Regions from separate parts of the Homo sapiens genome. Here region 1 is linked to region 2. Evidence: chromatin contacts called from ENCODE Hi-C or POLR2A ChIA-PET data. All regions are on one chromosome and are shown on one strand. The core of a region is the stretch at or near the end of the contact, and the rest is flanking DNA. Distances in the headings are between cores, read along the strand shown.

Region 1 (6,940 bases), core at 4,229-6,728, 190 kb before region 2:
CACAGAACCGATAAGAACTCACCAACCATCTGCTGCCTTCAGGAGACTCACCTAGCACATAAGGACTCGCATAAACTTAAAGTAAAGGGGTGGAAACAGGCATTTCTTGCAAAAGGACACCAAAAGCAAGCAGGGGTAGCTATTCTTATATTAGACAAAACAAACTTTAAGGCAACAGCAGTTAAAAGAGACACAGAGGGACATTATACAACGGTAAAAAGCCTTGTCCAACAGGAAAATACGACAATTCTAAACATATATGCACCTAACATTGGGGCTCCCAAATTTATAAAATAATTACTAATAGACCTAAGAAATGAGATAGACAGCAACACAATAATAGTGGAGAACTTCAATACTCCACTGACAGCACTAGACAGGTCATCAAGAAAGAAAGTCAACAATGAAACAATGGGTTTAAACTATACCTTGGAACAAATGGATTTAACAGATATATATAGAACATTTCATCCAACAACCACAGAATATACATTCTATTTAACAGTGCATGGAACTTTCTCCAAGATAGACCATATGATAGGCCATAAAACGAGCCTCAATAAATTTAAGAAAATTGGAATTATATCAAGCACTCTCTCAGACCACAGTAGAATAAGACTGGAAATCAACTCCAAAAGGCACCTCCAAAACCATGCAAATACATGAAAATTAAATAACCTGCTCCTGAATGAGCATTGGGTCAAAAACGAAATCAAGATGGAAATTAAAAAATTATTCAAGCTGAATGACAGTAATTCTTCAAACTGAATGACAATCAAAACCTCTGGGATAGAGCAAAGGCGGTGCTAAGAGGAAAGTTCATGGCCCTGAACACCTACATCAGAAAGACTGAAAGAGCACAAACTGACAATCTAAGGTCACATCTGAAGGAACTAGAGAAACAAGAACAAACCAAAACCAAACCCAAACCCAGCAGAAGAAAGGAAATAACAAAGATCAGAGCAGAACTAAATGAAATTGAAATAAAAAAAATACAAACGATAAATGAAACAAAAGCTGGTTCTTCGAAAAGGTAAATAAAATGGATAGACCATTGGCAAGATTAACCAAGAGGAGAGAAAACCCGAATAACGTCACTGAGAAATGAAACAGGAAATACTACAACTGACACCAGTGAAATACAAAAGATCATTCAAGGTTACTATGAATACCTTTATGTACATAAACTAGAAAACATAGAAGAGATGGATAAATTCCTGCAAAAATACAACCCTCCTAGTGTAAATCAGGAAGAATTAGATACCTTGAACAGACCAGTAACAAGCAGCAAGACTGAAATGGTAATTTAAACATTACCAACAAAAAAAAGTTCAGGATCAGACGGATTCACAGCAGAATGCTACCAGACAGTCAAAGAATTGGTACCAATCCTTTTGACACTATTCCACAAGATAGAGAAAGAAGGAACCCTCCCTAATTCATTCTGTGAAGCCAGCATCACCCTAATACCAACACCAGGAAAGGACATAGCCAAAAAAGAAAACTACAGACTGGTATCCTTGATGAACATAGATGCTAAAATCCTTAACAAAATACTTGCCAACTGAATCCAACAACATATCAAAAAGATAATCCACGACGATGAAGTAGGTTTCATACCAGGGATGCAGGGATGGCTTAACATATGCAAGTCAATAAATATGATACACCACATAAACAGAATTAAAAACAAAAATCACATGATCATTTCAATAGATGCAGAAAAAGCATTCAACAAAATCCAGCATCTCCTTATGATTAAAACTCTCAGCAAAATCAGCATACAAGAGACATACCTTAAGGTAATAAAAGCCACCTATGACAAACCCATAGCCAACATAATACTGAATGGGGAAATGTTGAAAGCTTTCCCTCTGAGAACTGAAACAAGACAAGGATGCCCACTCTCGCCACTCCTCTTCAACATAGTACTGGAAGTCCTAGCCAGAGCAATCAGACAAGAGAAAGAAATAAAGAGCATCCAAATTGGTAAATAGGAAGTCAAATTCTCACTGTTTGCTGATGATATGACTGTATACCTTGAAAACCCTAAGGACTCCCCCAGAAAGCTCCTAGAACTGATAAAAGAATTCAGCAAACTTTCTGGATACACGATTAATGTACACAAATCAGTAGCTTTTCTATATACCAACAGTGACCAAGCAGAGAATCAAATCAAGAACTCAACCCCTTTTACAATAGCTGCAAAACAACAACAACAACAACAACAAAAACTTAGGAATATACCTAACCAGGGAGTCGAAAGACCTCTACAAGGAAAACTACAAAACATTGCTGAAAGAAATCATAGACAACCTGAACAAATGAAAATACATCCCATGCTTCATGGATGGGTAGAATCAATATTGTGAAAATGATCATACCGCCAAAAGCAATCACAAATTCAATGCAATCCCCATCAAAATACCACCATCTTCTTCACAGAATTAGAAAAAACACCTCTAAAATTCATATGGAACCAAAAAGGAGCCCACAAAGCCAAAGCAAGACTAAGCAAAAAGAACAAATCTGGAGGCATCACACGACATGATTTCAAACTATACTATAAGGCCATAGTCACCAAAACAGAGTGGTACTGGTACAAAAATAGACGTAGACCAATGAAACAGAACAGAGAACCCAGAAGTAAACCCAAATACTTACAGCCAACTGATCTTTGACAAAGCAAACAAACCATAAAGTGGGGAAAGGACACCCTATTCAACAAATGGTGCTGGGATAATTGGCAAGCCACATGTAGGAGAATGAAACTGGATCCTCATCTCTCACCTTATACAAAAATCAACTCAAGATGGATCAAGGACTTAAATCTAAGGCCTGAAACTATAAAAATTCTGGAAGATAACATCAGAAAAACCCTTCTAAACATTGGCTTAGGCAAGGCCTTCATGACCAAGAACCCAAAAGCAAATGAAAGAAAAACAAAGATAAATAGCTGGGACTTAATTAAACCTAAGAGCTTTTGCACAGCAAAAGGAACAGTCAGCAGAGTAAACAGACAACCCACAGAGTGGGAGAAAATCTTCACAATCTATACATCTGACAAAAGACTAATATCCATAATCTACAATGAACTTAAACAAATCAGTAAGAAAAAAACAAACAATCCCATCAAAAAGTGGGCTAAGGACATGAATAGACAGTTCGTAAAAGAAGATATACAAATGGCCAATGAACATATGAAAAAATTGCTCAACATCACCAATGATCAGGGAAATGCAAATCAAAACCACAATGCGATACCACCTCACTCCTTAAGAATGGCCATAATCAAAAAATCAAAAACAGTAGATGCTGGCATGGATGCAGTGAATAGGGAACACTTCTACACTGCTGATGGGAATGTAAACTAGTACAGCTGCTATGGAAAACAGTGTAGAGATTCCTTAAAGAACTAAAAATAGAACTACCATTTGATCCAGCAATCCCACTACTGGGTATCTATCCAGAGGAAAAGAAGTCATTATTCGAAAAAGATACTTGCACATGCATGTTTATAGCAGTACAATTCACAATTGCAAAATTGTGGAACCAACCCAAATGCCCACCAATTAACAAGTGGATAAAGAAACTGTGGTATATATGTATGTATGTGGTATATATATATATATATATATATATGATGGAATACTACGCAGCCATAAAAAGGAATGAATTAACAGCATTTGCAGTGACCTGGATGAGATTGGAGACTATTTTTTTTTTTGAGATGGAGTCTCGTTCTGTCACCCAGGCTGGAGTGCAGTGGTGTGATCTCAGCTCATTACCACCTCCACCTCCCGGGTTCAAGCAATTCTCCTGCCTCAGCCCCTGCTAGTAGCTGGGATTACAGGCACACACTACCATGCCTGACTAATTTTTGTATTTTTTTTTTTTTAGCGGAGGCGGGGTTTTGCCATGTTGGCCAGGTTGGTCTCAAACTCCTGACCTCAGGTGATCCATCCATCTCAGCCTCCCAAAGTGCTGGGACTACAGGCGTGAGCCACCGTGCCCGGCTTGGAGACTATCATCCTAAGTGAAGTAACTCAGGAAAGGAAAACCAAACACTGTATGTTCTCACTGATACGTGGGAGCTAAGCTATGAGGACGCAAAGGTGTAAGAATGATGCAATGGACTTTGGGGACTTGGAGGGAAGAGTGGGAGGGGTGCGAGGGATAGAAGACTACAAATATGGTGCAGCGTATACTGCTCAGGTGATGGGTGCACCAAAATCTCACAAATCACCACTAAAGAACTTACCCATGTAACCAGATACAACCTGTACCCCAATAACTTACGGAAAAATAAAAATAAATAAATAAATAAATAAACAAACAGGCCATGCTCTAGGGGTATCACTTCAAAACGTGACAGACATCAAAGAGCCATTGCTAGTAGCCACATCTCATCCTAGTTGCCTCAAAGCAATTGCAGGTGACTGCATTAGTCCATGGTTCTGGAGATTTTGTACTTGGATCAACTTTAACTCTGTTCCCGTTTAGAAAAAAAAAAAAGTGCAGCTTGCTGCACTCATTTAATTTTACGTAAACACATTCTTTGAGGCTGAAGCAAACATGATTGATTTTCAATGTGAAAATAAAATATATAAACTGTTCTTGGAGTTATTTCTAAACAGAACCATATCAGAATCATCTATTTTAAAAATATATGATTCATCAAATGAATCTTCGGCCAACAATTGTTCAGTAACAATGTTAACAGCACATGTGGGAAAGCCACGTTTTCCAGGATTTGACATTTTCAGTGATCAACAATTACTGTATTTTGTAAATGGAAATACCACTACTAAAACCAGAATGCTATAATTAGAAGAATGTCTTTTGTTTCCAAAGTCAATATATTAGAGTGATGTGAAAATAATAATAAAAGCAAGATATTTCATGGCAAATTTACTTGGGATAAACGCTGCAGCCACAAGGGTGGCTGGTGAGTATTCTTGGAGCAAAAGGGAATAAATAGGATAGTATTGCAAGCAGCACAATTCTGCTGCTAATTAAAAACTTTCAACAGTTGTCTGCCATTCCATTAACGTATTGTAAAACATCATTACTTTTTCTTATGTCATCCTTTGCAAGGATAACACTCTCAATCTAGCAACTCTATAACTCCTACTCAGTGAAGGGGAATCCTAGGATTTTGTTTCCAGGGTCCTCTTCCAGAAAAGACATCTTGGATGGGGAAAATACTTGATGGTGCCTCCTGCAGCTTTAGATGAGAGATTTCCTAAAGGGGAAACTGATAATTGAAAGTTGCTACACTTCTAGGAAAACTCATTATTGTTTGGCCATATGGTCAATAACAACCAGAATCATCCCAATTAATCAACAATAGCTTCTGGCCAGTACACAGGCCTCTGAAAGCCAGCCAACCATTGACTTCCCCATGCTTCTGAAAGTCAGACAGTCAGTAACAGCCACACTCCAGTGACCCTGCTTTCACTAAAGGTCAGCTAACCACTAACAAATCTCACTTTTGAAGGCCGCCAGTCACCGAGATCCACACTTCCACAAACGTTCTCTGTTCAGAGAAACTGACCCACAAGCACAACTATCCCTTAACTGAACAATAAATTCAGCCTTTCGTTTGATATTAAGTGGTGGCCCCTTATTTTTTCTTTTTTTCTTCTGAGATGGAATCTTGCTCTGTCACCAGGCTGGAGTGCAGTGATGTGATCTCAGCTGACTGCAACCTCCACATCCCGGGTTCAAGCAACTCTCTTGTTTCAGCCTCCCGAGTAGCTGGGACTACAGGTGTGCTCGACCACAACCAGCTAATTTTTGTATTTTTAGTAGAGATGGGGTTTTGCCATGTTGGCCCGGCTGGCCTTGAACTCCTGACCTCAAGTGATCCACCTGCCTTGGCCTCCCAAATTGCTGGGATTACAGGGGTGACCCACTGCACCCAGCCTAAGTGATAGCCCCTTCTACTAGTGATATCTTTTTATTACTCTATGACGGCATCTATGGTTCTTTTCGGCTTTCTGGACTTTCTCTTCTTAACATCTCCTCTCCCTTACTGTCTCTTCCTCCTTCAGTGATGTGCTACATATACTTTTCATATTGCCTCTCTGTTTCTCTTTTCTGGCTCTATTTTTCTGGATATCTCCTATCTCGTATCGTAGATTACATTCAAGTATTTTCCAACTCTTGATAATGTTTCCTTATCTCTCCCTAATCTTTCTTTATTTGTTAGATAAAAGTCTCTTTCCATTGAACCCTGGTAGAGTCTCTTGGATTCCTAAAAACCCTTTGGGCATCCACATTGGACTCAGACTATGAGACCCCACCCCAACCCATGCCCACCTCATAGAACTGAAAGCCTGTAAGGAGTCATCCAGGACACTGGTCTCTGCTCTTTCTTTTTTCTTGGGTCTTATCAAACACCCGTGTCACATGCATTTCTGTGTTTCTGGCTCCTTAAAACAGCAATAACAGCACCTTCCCTATCTAAGTCTTGAGGTTTTTGTGAGTAAAATTATAACACCTATCAGAGTACTCTGAAAAACCACTGCATGATCCAATGACATAATGGAAAGTACTGGTCAAAAATACCATTTAGTCTCACAAATAGTTGATCTAAGTTCTGCCAATTAGATGGTAGAATACCATTACACTGAAGGCTTTGTCAAGTTTGTGAAAAAATCATAAAAAAGTATCTACCAGCAGAGGAATGATACCCTTTTTTATTTCCATAGAGGGAGTGAGAATAGAAATTTTTTTTATTATACTTTAAGTTTTAGGGTACATGTGCACAACGTGCAGGTTTGTTACATATGTATACATGTGCTGTGTTGGTGTGCTGCACCCATTAACTCATCATTTACGTTAGGTATATCTCCTAATGCTATCCCTCCCCCCTCCCCCACCCCACAATAGGCCCTGGTGTGTGATATCCCCCTTCTTGTGTCCAAGTGTTCTC
Region 2 (6,603 bases), core at 3,171-5,670:
CCAGCACTTCTTATTGATGCTTTCTCTCTCCCTTCTAAAGTTTCCCATCACAATAACCCTTCAATTTCCCTGTCCTTGCCTAATTTTTTTCTTAGTGCTTATTACTAATTGTATATATATGTATGTATATATATACATATATATAGAGAGAGAAATAAATACACATACACATATATGCATTACATATATATAACTTGTTTTTCTTGCTCACTGGAACATATACTTAGTGCAGAAAAGCATTTGTGTTGGTTTTGTTCATTGCTGTATCCCCAGCACTTCATAAAATCACATCATACACGTTCAGCAAATATTTGTTGAATGAAAAAATAAATGAATAGCTGAAAAGTAACTACTAGCACATATGGTTCATGGATAAAGCATAAAAATGAGGCCTTGCTGAAATCTGAAATTTATGAGGCACCCAGAAGCCATGACCAATGTCATCTCAGTGTGGTGGTTCTTATGAGACTCCAGGCTGCTGAAGGCTGCTATCAGCCCTGCAACCTCCTTCTGTCCCCATAAGCCATGCTGAAGTCCAAAATCCCTGGAGGCTGGTTTGGCAGCAGGCCAAGACTGAAGATACCTGCCAAGACCAGATGTAACCAAGGTCCCCACTTGGTAAAAGCATCTGCACTTACGGAAAGATAAATCCAGTCACAGGGAGAATCCTGGGGGGGCACAGACTGACCCACCAAGCCAAGAGGTGGCACGGATTTGGGCACAGCACTGGATTTCTGGCCCTGTGTAAGAGAAAGCATTTCCTTCCTCCTTCATAAAACTTTGCCTGGCTGTGCAGCGTGTGGCTTGCCCTGTGATTTCTGAGCACACTTGCATTTCAGGCACTTGTGTTCTGGATTCTAGTCTTTGATCTCCCACATTAAACTCAGAGGAGTGGGGAACAGGGCCATACTGAGAGACAGAGGATATTCTTGGTGACCATGTGGGTTGTGGGTCATCTTTACATCTGGGCTGGCTACAACAATGAGGCAGTCACGGTGACACTTTAAGGCATTTCTCTAACCCCTTCAATGTTCTGTGCTAGCAACTTTCTCAAAAGCTAATTCTATCCCACTCTGTGCCTATTCTACACCATTAAACCACCAAAATTAAGGCAAAGATTGTCCAAATTCTCAGTTTCACCCCAACTCCAAGGTGGGATTATGAAATCAATTGAGTACATGATTAGAACTAAGAGAGGAGGCTTTTACAGGCAGCATGTGAATTAGTTTACATTCTTAAGATGTAAGGTTGTTAGCTAATGCAATTCAATTAAAGGTAAGATTGCTATTGAGAGAAAATATATAATTTGCCTAAAAATCAAGGGAGAATGTCAGGTTTCTCTACTTCAGATACATGAAAAGAGTTTAGCGCTTATATTTTACATTCTAATTGAAGATGGATTTTTTTTTTTTTTGAGACAGAGTGTCGCTGTGTCACCCAGGCTGGAGTGCAATGGCGCTATCTTGTCTCACTTCAACCTCCGTCTCCTGGGTTCAAGCAATTCTCCTGCCTCAACCTCCTGAGTAGCTGGGATTACAGGCACCCACCACTACGCCCTGCTAATTTTTGTATTTTTAGTAGAAATGGGTTTTCACCGTGTTGGCCAGGCTGGTCTCAAGCTCCCGACCTCAGGCGATCCGCCCACCTCGGACTCCCAAAGTGCTGGGATTACAGGCATGAGCCACTGCGCCTGGCCTGATAGTGGATTTCTATTTATTTAACCCAGACATACCAACTTATGGGTCACAGTCCTCTTTGCTTTGGGCCTGTCCTCAATCCACCTGTGTCACTGAGAGACCAACAGACAGGTAAGAGCAGTGAAACTTATGAAGACAAAATAATTGATCAGAAAAGCCTTCATGGTCCAGAGTAGAAGCTTCTCAGAGAGCCAATTAAAGACTGCCTGGGTGTGTGGAGGTGGGACAAGGATTACAAAGCAGCACAAGGAAAATTTTGGAGTCATTTGATTGAGGTGGTAGTTCCATAGACGTGCTGTAACTCATCGAATTGTACACTAAATATGCATAGTTCATACGAGATCCATCCTACCTCCATATGCTGAAACTCATCAAATTGGACACTAAATATGCACAGTTCATATGAGATCCATCATACCTCCATAAGTGGGCAAGTTTTCAGAGAAAAAAAAAACAGACTTAAAAATCTTACAGACTTCTTTTCCAACAAAATGGATCATCGGCAATTGAAGTGCTTGTCAGGAACCCTAATCTTGCTGTCAAAAGCCTGCTTGAAATGAGTGGATATGAGAGGCACCGCCCAAGGGAACACTAACCATCCAGTTGCCCGTGTTCTTATCAGCAAAAGTAAGATATGTAAACCACTGAAGCCTAGCACCTCATCAAAATGCCCTCACTTGGCCACAATTTCTCACAATTTTCTCAAAATTTTTTTTTCTTTTTTTTTTTTGAGACAGAGTCTCACTCTGTTGCCTAGGCTGGAATGCAGAGGCACGATCTCAGCTCAAGGTTCAAGCGATTCTCGCCTCCCAGATTCAAGCAATATCGTGCCTCAGCCTCCCAAGCAGCTGGAATTACAGGCAGGCGCCACCACACCCAGCTAATTTTTGTGTTTTTAGTAGAGACGGGGTTTCACCATGTTGGCCAAGCTGGTCTTGAACTCCTAGCCTCAAGTGATCCACCCGCCTTGGCCTTCCAAAGTGCTGGGATTACAGGCGTGAGCCACTGTGCCCAGCCTCAATAATTTTTAAATCAAGAGTTGATATAAGATTAGCTGGGCATGGTGGCACGCTCCTATAACCCCAGCTACTTGGGATGCTGAGGCAGGAGAATTGCTTGAACCTGGGAAGCAGATGTTGTAGTGAGCCAAGATTGCCACTGCACTCTAGCCTGGGTGACAGAGTGAGATTCCATCTCAAAAAAAAAAAAAAAAAAAAAGAGAGACAGAATTGATATAAGAAATAGCAATATAGGCCGGGTGCAGCGGCTCATGCCTGTAATCCCAGCACTTTGGGAGGGTGAGGCAGCCAGATCACTTGAGTCCAAAAGGTCAAGACCAGTCTGGGCAATATAATGAGACTCCGTCTCTATAAAAAGTCAAAAAAATTAGCCAGGCATGGTGGCGTGTGCCTGTAGTCCCAGCTACTCAGGAGGCTGAGGTGGGAGGATCACCTGAGCCCAGGAGGTTGAGGCTGCAATGAGCTGTGATCATGCTACTGCACTCCAGCTTGGGTGACCGAGGAAGGCAATGTGAAATACATGTGAATTTTTTTTCAAAGAAACGAAAAAGAAGGAAGAAAAGAAAAAGGAAAAGAAGAAAGAAGGAAATCTGTGGTAGGCAGAATAATGGTCTCCCAAAGATGTCCACATCCTAATCCCTGGAACATGTGAATTTGTTACCTTACATGGCAAGAGGGGAATTAAGGTTGCAGATGGAATTAAGGTTGCTAATCAGCTGACCTTAAAATAGAGAGATTATCTGGATTATCTCATTGGACTCAATGTAATCCCCAGGGTCCTTAAAAGTGGACAGGGGTGGGGGCAGAAAAGGGGAGACAAGGCAATGTGAGTATGGAAAGAAGACAAAATGACGCAGCAGTGCTGGCTTTGAAGATGGAGGAAGAGCCACCAGCCAAGGAATGTGGGCGGCCTGCAGAAGCTGGTGGCTCTCCCCTACAGCCACGAGAAGGAACACAGCCTTCAAGGTGGCCAACACCATGATCTCAGCCTAGTATGACCCATTTCAAACTTCCGACCTCCAGAACTGTAAAATAGTGAATTTGTGTGGTTTTCCTCTGCTATTACTGTGGCAGTTTATCACAACAGCAGCAGAGAATTACTGCAAAACCTTCAGGCGGGAAAAAACAGCACAGGCTTCATCGACTCACACATTCACTTCAATAATACAGAAAACTGTCCAAGGCAAAGCACTATGTTGTGTGCCCTGCTGGGAATGAGGTAGGGAGGTATTGAGATGAAAGTTGTGCCTGGTGCCCACGAAGGTAGGTAATGGACGTGCAGAAAGAGCAGGGAGAGGTGGGACCCAGGGTGGAAACAAGAATGAGGGACTGGCCGGTCACGGTGGCTCAGCTTGTGATCCCAGCACTTTGGAGGCCAAGGCCAGAGGATTCCTTGAGTCCAAGTGTTCGAGACCAGCCTGGCAATATAGTGAAACCCGTGTCTCTAAAAGAGAGAGAATAAGGGACTTTGAGTCCTCTTTGGCCAAAAATATTTCAGTGAGGGTCTGTTTCATCCCTTCTCTCCCATCTCAGAGAAATGGAGGCTACTGCTAGTCTCACTTGCATCCTGGATTAGATTTCAGGACCTTTCCGCCAGTGATAAATGTGCAGCGCCTTAGCGGAACCTCAGCCAAAGCTATAAACTTCAACCGGCCACAAGAGTGTGCATGTGAGGTGACTGCATTTTTTTTCCCTGCCAAACCAGAATTAGCCGGTATAGGAATGAACGAGCATGAAGATTTGAAATTGCTCCGATTGGAAGGAAGCCCAGGTTAGGTTTGGGCACCTCCAAACGCACCCGTTTTAAAGCCACCTGGACTGAGGCGTCGAGCTTTCAGCTCCACCAAACGCTCACCTGGCCTGGCAGCGAGCGGCGGAAGAGCCCGGGAGCCCCTCACAGAGCGCACCGAGCCGGGCGGAGAGCTGAGCCGCAGGCACCCGCGTCTCCAGGATGATAGGCGACATTGCAACAAATCTCTACACCCAGCAGCTCAGGGGGCTCCAAGCAGAGCAGCAAGTTCGAGGATCCGGGCGTGGAGCCGAGTGAGGCCGCAGCCCAGCGGGCCTCGGGCGGTGAGTATCCGAGGCCGCGCGCGCCGCGGGCCTGGGGAATGGAGCGACGCCGGGGGCATCGGAGCCTAGGTTTCAGATGGCCGCTGCACCCCCAGGGACCCCCGGGAAGGGGCAGCCCCAGCCCAAGGCAGGCTCGGGAAAGGCTGCCCGGGCGGTGGAGGGCGAGACTGTGCCGGGGCAGGTGGTAGTGCCAAGGCCGCCGCGGGGGCTTGGGAGCTGCGGGCGGGCAGGGTAACCGGCGGTTCAGGGCAGACCGCCAGGCGGAGCTTGGGGACGCGCGCCTTGCTGCTCAAGCTGGCCGGGGCCCCGCGAGCGTCATCCTGGGCACCCCCGTCCGGCTGGAGAAGCGCGTTCTGCCCGGAGCCCAGCCTCGCTGCCCGGCTGCTCTCTAGGCCCGTTTGGGACTCGAACTGGACAGTGATGAGGCGCAGAGCGGGGGACCCGGGGCTGCGCCTAGGGACTTCGCGGGGTGCGGATGCCTCTCTGCACAGGCTGTGGTGCTGCAGCCGGCCCAGCTTCCCCGGTGGGCTGCTGGCTTCCGAACGCGCCGAGGGATGCGGGGTGCCCGAAGTGGGGATGTGGTCTCGGGGTGCCAAGGGAGCGGGAGCACCGAGCGCGGGTGGGGGCGGGCGCTCGAAGGGTGGGGCGCGAGGCCGGACCCCGCGGGCACGATCCCGCACCCAGGGCGCGCAGAGGCTGGGCCCCCTTAGCGCTTCCGATTGAGGCTCCTCAAGAGAGGCTGAAATGGGGTGAGAGACCGGGGACGGCCATTTCGGGGCTAAACGCTGCCAAGGCCATGACGATGTTTTAGGAGCTGAACTCTGCTTTCCAATTAAGCCATTTTCTTTCTGAGGAAAAGTTGATTCGGGCTCATTAACAAGGATGACTGAGGGCCATTATTGGGGCTTAGAGAGATTCTCCTTTGCCTTGTCTGGCTTCTTTGTTTGCATGTGCGTGCGTGTGCGGCTGTGTGTGTGTGTGTGAGAGAGAGAGAGAGAGAGAGAGAGAGAGAGAGAGAGAAGAGAGGGGAGAGAGGCAGTGTTGGGGGTGGGAGGAGGTAAAACAGGCTTGGGATCCTGCAGGCCTGGGTTCCGATTTGGTTTCCACAGCCTGCTAGTTTAACCTTTCTAAGCTTCATTGCTCCCATTTGATGGCTCAGATTCTTCCTCTGTAAAATGCGGACATTCATGCCAATTGGACTGGAGGAGAAGCCACCAAGCACAGTCCCTGACCCAGAGCGAAGCATGTATGTGTTGAGTCCTCCTAATTCGGTGTGAATTTTTCGGTTCTGTTTTTCTCCTATGCTGTCTGCACCAGCTCAGCTCAGCTCCGCTCCCCAGCCTTCTCCGCGGCAGCCTCTTCAGCCTGCTGGCCGCAAGTGCGCCCTCTAAAGGCCCCAAATGCCCTGTACACACCAGGTGAAGAGCGCGGAAGCGCCTGCAGAGCAGAATTAAAGGTGAAGCCCGCACTCACCTGCGTGGGATGCAGAGCCGCTACCACCACGCTCTGCGTAGCTTTGGGGAAGACTGTAATTTCAATTTTAGCTTCGTGCTTCCCGCTTTCCTTATGTGTAATGAGCTCACCACATGCAATGTAATAACAATAGCCAAATTAAAAATGAATGACTTGGCCCAGCGCGGTGGCTCATGCCTGTAATCCCAGCATTTTGGGAGGCCGAGGCGGGTGGATCATCTGAGGTCAGAGTTTCGAGACCAGCCTGGCTAACATGGCGAAACCCCTTCTCTACTAAAGATACTAAAGATGCAGTGGCACACACCTGTAGTCCCAGCTACTCGGGAGGCTGAGGCAGGAGA

What was found. A loop is a pair of places that touch in the nucleus more often than their neighbours do. ChIA-PET counts read pairs that join two places held with the same protein, here RNA polymerase II (POLR2A). Pooled maps may share reads with other maps.
Region 1: a map of B cell shows a loop between it and region 2 (4-fold over the local background). The contact joins the enhancer-like site here to the promoter of SLC16A14 in region 2. A Hi-C loop is called at or near these places in 1 of 168 maps with a recorded cell type or tissue (B cell), 2 of 37 single-sample maps with no recorded cell type and 7 of 50 pooled maps. POLR2A ChIA-PET finds 5 or more read pairs at or near these places in 1 of 52 experiments (OCI-LY7).

What each region holds. Positions count from the first base shown.
Region 1 is chr2:230,256,474-230,263,413 of GRCh38, reverse strand. All of the region lies in intron 12 of SP140 (SP140 nuclear body protein), which reads right to left. Among named protein-coding and RNA genes, the nearest start is that of SP140, 34 kb to the right of the region's middle. RefSeq lists an enhancer at 5,554-5,623. Within about 2 kb of position 5,478, at least 2 of the 41 ENCODE cell types and tissues checked have a DNase peak (open chromatin) inside an H3K27ac peak, as active enhancers do; they include B cell, where a contact is called at or near this core.
Region 2 is chr2:230,066,741-230,073,343 of GRCh38, reverse strand. SLC16A14 (solute carrier family 16 member 14) reads left to right here and starts at 4,420. Exons shown (of 5, transcript NM_152527.5): 1 at 4,420-4,789. LOC107985995 (a long non-coding RNA gene) reads right to left here. Exons shown (of 6, transcript XR_001739918.2): 1 at 6,567-6,603. RefSeq lists enhancers at 4,357-4,416, 4,427-4,546, 4,942-5,712 and silencers at 4,777-5,046, 5,317-5,566.